Linked DNA regions of Homo sapiens: regions 1 and 2 are each linked to region 3. A link is an interaction called in ENCODE POLR2A ChIA-PET data of the cell type or tissue named here. Cell type or tissue: MCF 10A. All regions are shown on one strand.

Region 1 (2,500 bases), 380 kb after region 3:
TGAGGCTGTGCGATCCAGCTCAGGAGCCCTAACAACTAGTCTTGAAGTTCCTAAAACCAATTGCAGACAGGGAGTATGCCCAGGAACCCTGTCACAAGGCAGGACTTAGCAGTGGTGGCTGCTGGCTCCAAGCTAAATTGGATTTTGAGGGCCCGGAGTGCCTGCATTCATCCACCACCATCTCTCCATGGATATTCACTGAACCTTACATATAAGAGCCTAGTTCACTATGCATTTCTAGAATGGTGGCTATTCTTCTAAGGTGAAGGCCACATAACTGAGTTGTTTTAGAGTAAAAACTGAATCTGGTATTTATATTAGGACATTGATTTTGAGGGGACACCTGTATTTTTTATTTTTTTAATCAAATCTTACTTCTTTGTAAATTGCCCTTTGGAAGATGCGGGCATGCACAGCTCAAGGGACTCATTTCTTGCAAATTTTTAAAATGGTTTTCCAATTCAGCTGTATGTTGCTTAGTGCTGTCCTTAACAACTGCACTTCTTGATCCTGCTTCCGATGCTTCTGGTTCTTTTTAGTAACTCAGCCCATTTAAACAGACCTATCACAATATCATAGTAGGAGTGTGTGTATATATAGAGAGACAGACAGTGGAGAGTTTGTAAATTATGTGCCAGGGCTTGCTCTGAAGCCAGCTGGGTGCATGGTGGTAGCATTCTTGCTTGACTTGGTCATAGCTGTCGATGCCTTAGAGGAATAGTTTCATACCGAAACTCGTTTTCTCTTAAAAACCTCCCTCAGTTATCTCTCATTTTAGTTTGCTCTGAATCATACAGCTTAGCTAGTTGAAATGGGAACCCTGTGGAGGTGATTTGCTCAGGTTTACTCAAGTCAGTGTCTCAGAATAACTGAAAAGCTTTCTATCCTGGGAAATGTCATTCTTCAAGTCACCTGAGTGGGTCCTGAAGTCCTGTCATTGCTTTGCCAAGTTCTTTCTCCAGCCATTGGTAAACTTGACAGAGAATCAGGTAGAACTATTTTCCCCCTCGTTTCTCTGAACATTTATTGGCTTAGTGTATATGTTCTCCAGTATTGGTCCAGCCCAAAGCCCGGAGAGCTTAGGGAATGGGAATGATAGACAGTTGTTCGGAGGCTCTGTTCTCCCCCTTTCCCCAGAGAGCACTGCTCTTGGCTATGCTTTCTCAATAGCACCTTCCTTCTCCTGAGAACTTTCTGTTCAAACAACATGTATAAACCTGTGCAATCTCACTTCACAGTATCTGTCTGCATCACTCAGGGGTTTAAAAATAGTGCGCCCCAAGCAAGACTTATATTCTCATTGCCTCACATTATCAGACCAAATACAGAATTGGGTTCTGGGAGACACTCTGCAGCTTGATATTTACTCCTTCAGCCTGAAATTCACAAGGGCTGTTTTCAAAATCCATTTTGTCAGACTTCTGGGAGGGCCTTTATGAACAAAGTTATGGCAGAACAACTGAGCCTGAAAAGGAGCCAATAAATTCAGAATGAAATGAACAGTGGAGCTCAGGAAAATATGGTCTCATGAAGTTGAGGACAGAATAAAAACATGGTCTCAGAGTTGTCTCTAGAATAAGGATACTACTGGCTAATCATGACAGAGATAGAAAGTGGGCAATGTTTCCAAATAACTCAGCATGAGGGCCAGATCAGCCCAGCGTTCAGCTGACAAATTTCATGTGGCAGTGACTCCACCCTTTGCAGCTCAGCCCCACTCCTCCTTGCCCAGGCTCCTCCTTGGAATGGCTTCTCTCTGTCACATGTCACCTTGCAGCACCTCACCCAGGCTGGCTTTGGCCTTCTAAATACCCAGCCAAGTCCTAACTTTGCTCTTCATTGCTGTTTGCTTTTATCTGTGTTTTCAAATTAATTTTTCCATGGAGGTAGTTACTGAAGACACTTTATAGAAAAATAATATATAAAATCCCATATACCACAGGATATTTTGGCGGGTGAGTGAGGGCCCTTCTTCCTTCTCCACTCCTTCTCCTTATCCCCATATCTGTTTTCAACCAGGTACACTTGTGAGACTCCATTCTGTAACTCAAGGCAGAGGAAAGAGATTTTCCGGAATTAGTGGTTGATTGGAAGAGATGGGAATAAGCTCTATGTTTTCTCTAATTCTGAGATGAAGCACAAATGACAGTACTATTTCCTTGTGAGACTTAAGATTCTAGCAATGGGCAATGGTCAGAATTGAGGAGACCTTGTTGGAGCCAGGCATAATAAGCGTAGCAGCCTTGGGGGCCGTGTAAGCCATGTGTCACAGAGTGAAGGATTTGGTGTGTGGCAGGGATTCCGGAACTGGGTGGAGAGTTGGCCTTGACAATTTTTAGGGTCCCTTCTAATGTTATCCCTTGATATTGAAGTTTCTTAGTAATTTCATAATTCATGTGATTAAAAACACATTACCATAAGGTAATACTTCCATTACATGTGGGTGTTTTCTTGCAACATTGTCAAATAGATTTTAAATAACAGATCTAAAATGTGGATT
Region 2 (2,500 bases), 83 kb before region 3:
ATTTTATCTAATTGTGGAAGACTTGACTTTGGGAGAAATTCTGTCATTGATTCAAGGAAAATCTAGAAAAATAATTTTATCTTGTATGTCAGTCACTTATGAAGTGATTCATTCTTTAATGTACCACCACTATGATGACTGATAACATTTATTAAACACTTAACTCTAATGCCAGATACTGTTCTAAGCCCACTGAATGTATTATCTCATCTAATTTTCCCAGTGATCCTACTGCTTACTGTTACTGTTGCAGATGGAAAAATGGAAGCACAATGATTAGAAACTTTCCCAAGATCTCCAAGTTAATTAGCAGTAGGACCAGGATTTAAACTTGGACAGTCTGAGGCTGTGGAGCTCATATTCTTAACTGCTACACTATACTGCCTTTAACAATGATTTATTTATTGGGAATCTGTTATTCTGGCAGAAGTGCAGAGTACAAAGGCAGGGTCCTAGCTCTCAAACACAATGTGGAAAATACTGAGGAGACAAACTAAAAATTGCTGTATGGGAATTAAAGAGGGCAGATAACTTCTGCTTGGAGAGAGAAAGAATAGCTATCCATAGGTTCACCATAGATTTGGTGTTCTGAACAGAACTGTGCAGACATTTCAGATCATGGTTCTATTTTTTGTTCCTTTAATCTTTTGTAATGCTTAGATTATCTAATGTATCTTCCAGTATCTTGTATCTCATAGCTTTGCTATTGGACTATCCAGAAGTGAGGGCATTGTTGGTTTCCCTTTTTATTTAGCCTGAGTAACCTCTGTCTTTAGTGACTTCAGTCTTAAATAAGAAGAATGGCATTCGTTTGGTTCGTTTGTAAATGGCCTTGGAGTTGTGCTTTGAGCTTTGTTGCTGTCATAATATTGGTCCCTTAATGTACCTAAATCCAACCAAAGTTTCTTCTAGATCCCTTTACTTCCTTGTGATTTATCTTTAGTAAATTGTGACCAGGAACTTCTCTACTTATAGTTCACCTTCCTCCACCAAATTGCTAATAAGAATGTTAAATGGCACCGTTCCCAGGACAAATCCCCGAGGCAGTGCCTCATTAGCATTTCTCTGCCCAGCTCCTAAGCAACAGAGCACTACATGGTCTGGCTTGTAGAAAACGCTTTCGTGAAGGTATGTGTGAGTTTGAATAGTCAGGCTCGACTGTTTTTGATCACTCTCCAGGAAACTGTGCTTCACTCCCATTTCATGTATTTTCAAGTTCCAGATCAGGACTTGACTTTTCTCCCCTTGAAAAACTGAACATCTGTTTATAGGCATTTCTGCTTTTCTTTTTGAATATGCAGTACATCTATATGAAATATCATCTATCCCCACTGGTTTTGCCTAAACTTGAATTTTATTTTGAAAAGATAAATGCTTTCATAATTGCTTTAATGCTCTAAAATGGTTCATCAAAGGGATTTACTATTAATAAAATTAATAACTTTGGAAAATTCCTGGAGTGCAACCTTTAAAGTCTGGATTTAAAAACTTCGTAAGAGATTTTAGATAAATTATAGACTTATGAACTGTGGTTGGGAAGGATGAAATGAGAAAGATTATCTGAGTTCTTTTGTTCTCAGTTATTTACTTTTAACCACATGTACAGAACTTCACGTACCTCTTCCCCTATATCATCTCAGCAACCTGAAATAAACACAACATGAGTGCAAGGTATTTATTACCTCATTATCAGTGAAGATTAAAAAAAATCAGTCTCTGAATATGTGGCACTATTAAGATTTGATGTTATATAAATTATCAGTCTAAGTTCATTCAACCTCAGCATTCTCTACTTAAAAATATAGAAAGGTAGCTAGGTATTCACAGTGAGTAATCATTTTGTTTCTTCTTCTATTCTTACTGTGTCCATAATTTTAAGAAAAGAATACCATTCTTTAATATTAAACAGGTTATTCCTTTTTCATCGCCATTAAATGCTTATTGTATGAATTAGTCTGTCAGTTTTTATGGGGAGCTAGTCTACTCTTGGGAACCATAAAGTGTGAAGGGAAACGACACAGCGAGTATCAATAAATGCATAATGAAATGTAAACATATACATTTTAAAACAATGCATAAATCCTTAGTAGTTAACAGATTAACTGAAGAAGCCACAGAATTACTGGAAAATGTTTTGTGAAAAAACTGAGTTTGACTTAGTACATAAAAGCAGATAATAGACATAAATTAATCAATATTGAGCATCTGTTCTGTTCTATGCCAGGAGTGTTTAAATGAACGGATGAAAGTTCCTGGGTCCTCAATTTTAAAGAGCCAGGCCTGCTGTCTTGGCAGCAGCTTGTAGCAAAGTTTGTCTTGAGGTTTGCTACTGCAAGCTTACTGTCTTACGGTAGTAAACAGGCAGTAGTGTGATGGAGGTGTGCATGAGGTACATTGTACACACAGGGAGAGAGGGCTCAGTCAGAGAACAAAGAAAAGCACTGGGAGGTCCCCTCACTCCCCCACTCCCTCCTGCTCCCATCCCCACATGAGAGAGGAG
Region 3 (2,500 bases):
GGCAGAGCATCCTTGACCTCCTGGGCTCAAGCAGTCCTCCCACCTCAGCCTCCCAAGTTGCTGGAACCACAGGTGCACATCGGACTAATTTTTTAAAAAACCTGTAGAGACAGGGTCTTACTGTGTTACCTAGGCTGGTCTCAAACTCCTGAGCTCGAGTGATCCACCTGCCTTGGCCTCCCAAAGCAATGGGATTATAGGCATAAGCCACCACGCCCGGCCTCTGAGAAGGGTTTTAAACAGGGACAGGATCAAAGTGTTGTGGGAGCGTTGAGGACCTGATTAAATCTGGGGTAAGGAGAATCATCTGAGTTGGGCCTGAATGGAGGATGGTTTTGCTGAACAAAGAAAGGGGAGTGATAGGAAAGAGACCATAAATCTAAAAATACCAAGTGTTTTCATAGTGAGGCATAAAATGAGGTCAGGAAGGTGAGTCAGAACTAGAAGGAAGAACCCTGTGCATTAGCCTAAGGCCTTTTGAGGTTATTTCCAAGGATGTTGAGCTGAAATGTGCAACTTGATAAGATCTGGATTAGAATATAGGCAGACATATAATAGACTGGTGAGGAAGGATCCAGTCAGGAGGCTGCTGTGGGGAAGTGGAAGAAAAGACAGTCAAAAGATTAAAACAAAAAGTGGGAAAAGAGAATAAAAGTTTAAGTATACATTCTACAGTATATAAACAAAAACATCCTGAGATTAAATCATGACAGCACTGACCTAGCTGAGCTGCTGACATGCAAGCATGATGAATTTGATTTTGAGGGTTAAGAATAAGAAACACTGAGAAACAAAACTTTTCCTAATATGCCTTCTTTGGTATAAGTTCTGTTATCAATGTGCCAGTGCAAAAAATCAATCCTACCACGCTTCAGCTGAGGTGTCATCTCTTTTAAGGGTACAAACCATGTCTGCTTTATATAACAATGTCTACCCAGCACCCAGAACCATTCCTGGCATGCAGTTCCCTTTTAATCCTGTCAAGTGTAGGAATCTCTGCATGCACATGTATGCAAAATAAAACACTGCAGGTGAGTTGATATAACTCTTCCATTCTATCATTTTCATGTCGATTGAATATAATTCTGAACCATGGGTTAAGAAACATTTTGGGCCAGGCATGGTGGCTCACGCCTGTAGTCTCAACACTTTGAGAAGCCAAGGCGGGTGGATCACCTGAGGTCAGGAGTTCCAGACCAGCCTGGCCAAGATGGTGAAACCCCGTCTCTACTAAAAATATAAAAATTAGCCAGGCATAGTGAGGAGGGGTGACTGTAATCCCAGCTACTCGGGAGGTTGAGGCAGATGAATCACTTTGAACCTGGGAGGCGGACATTGCAGTGAGCTGAGATTGCGCCATTGTATTCCAGCTTGCGCAACAAGAGTGAAACTCCATCTCAGAAAAAAAAAAAAAAAAAGAAAGAAACATTTTGGCTCTTAAATGTATTATTTATTTCCTTGATGAATAACCAATGCTTAGCATGTTCTGCCTAAAAGGAATTTGTTTTCAAATTCATTTTCCCTTAAAATCAAATACTGAACCCTCTAATTAGAAATAAGCTTTTGTTCTCTGACTGTGTGTTGTTTCACAATGATCTATTCACTGTTTTATTCAGAACACAGACAACATATATGGTGCTTGCCTCCCTCACCCCCACGTGCCTGCCTTGCCAGGGGCTGGAATATATGGACATAGTAACATGCTGTCATATTCTTGAAGAAATTTCCGTCTATAAATAAGCCACTATTACTTAGAAGAAGAAGAATAGAAGGGCCCCAGGACAGAGTACCTAGCTAGGTGGAGAAATTGAAGAAGGCATCACAGAAAAGGTGTCATTTGTCCTGTAGGGTGGCAATGGGCTCTCCAGGAAGAGGAAAAAGAGAGTACTAGAGCTAGGAATGCTTGATGCTCATGTTCCAAGTGTTTTACATAAATTAACTCATCCGATCTTCATGGCAACCCTATGAGATAGTAAGTATTATGATCACACGCATTTTAAAACAGGGAAATTTTAGCAAGGAAAAGTGGACTAACGTGCCTGAGGTCAAAGGTAACAAGATGTGGAAGAACATGGCATGTTACATGAAGGGTGAGAAGCCCAAGTGGTGGGAAGGGGAGCTGCTGAGACAGGGCTGGGCCAGGTCATATGTGGCACTGTGCACCGTGTGAACAATCTGAGCTTCCCTGGGGAGGCAAGAGGAATCCAACGGAGATTTTGGGCTTTTGTCATTGTGGTAAGAAAGATGACAGTTCCAGTGTGGAAGAGGAAAGGAAAAGACTGGTGGCAGGGAAGACGGCTTGCAGGCTACTGAAGTGAAATAGTCAAGAAATAATTCAGTTAAGATCAATCAACATCCCAGTATCTATTGGGAATGTCAGGCTTGTGCCAAGAACTGGGGTACACAAAGATGACTTAGTGCGGTCCCTAGAAGAGGAAGACCCGAGTAAGTCACAATGGTGATAGAGAGGAGGGAACAAAACCCTGAATCATTTTTGAGG

The links. ChIA-PET counts read pairs that join two places held together with the same protein. Peaks named below come from ENCODE experiments on the same cell type or tissue, not always from the same donor. Only the 100,000 strongest peaks of a DNase experiment are listed, where the experiment ranks them.
Region 1: POLR2A ChIA-PET joins it to region 3 with 7 read pairs; 1 of 35 experiments calls an interaction of 5 or more read pairs at or near these places.
Region 2: POLR2A ChIA-PET joins it to region 3 with 5 read pairs; 8 of 35 experiments call an interaction of 5 or more read pairs at or near these places.

What each region holds. Positions count from the first base shown.
Region 1 is chr6:138,030,280-138,032,779 of GRCh38, reverse strand. The region is part of intron 1 of LOC105378021 (a long non-coding RNA gene); the gene reads left to right. Among named protein-coding and RNA genes, the nearest start is that of PERP, 76 kb to the left of the region's middle. In MCF 10A, no CTCF peak of the experiment used is centred here; DNase peaks (open chromatin) are centred at 699, 1,229 and 1,709.
Region 2 is chr6:138,492,202-138,494,701 of GRCh38, reverse strand. The region is part of intron 2 of NHSL1 (NHS like 1); the gene reads left to right. Among named protein-coding and RNA genes, the nearest start is that of NHSL1, 6.0 kb to the left of the region's middle. In MCF 10A, no CTCF peak of the experiment used is centred here; a DNase peak (open chromatin) is centred at 1,061.
Region 3 is chr6:138,409,398-138,411,897 of GRCh38, reverse strand. The region is part of intron 3 of HEBP2 (heme binding protein 2); the gene reads right to left. Among named protein-coding and RNA genes, the nearest start is that of HEBP2, 6.4 kb to the right of the region's middle. In MCF 10A, no CTCF peak of the experiment used is centred here; DNase peaks (open chromatin) are centred at 457, 1,337 and 1,647.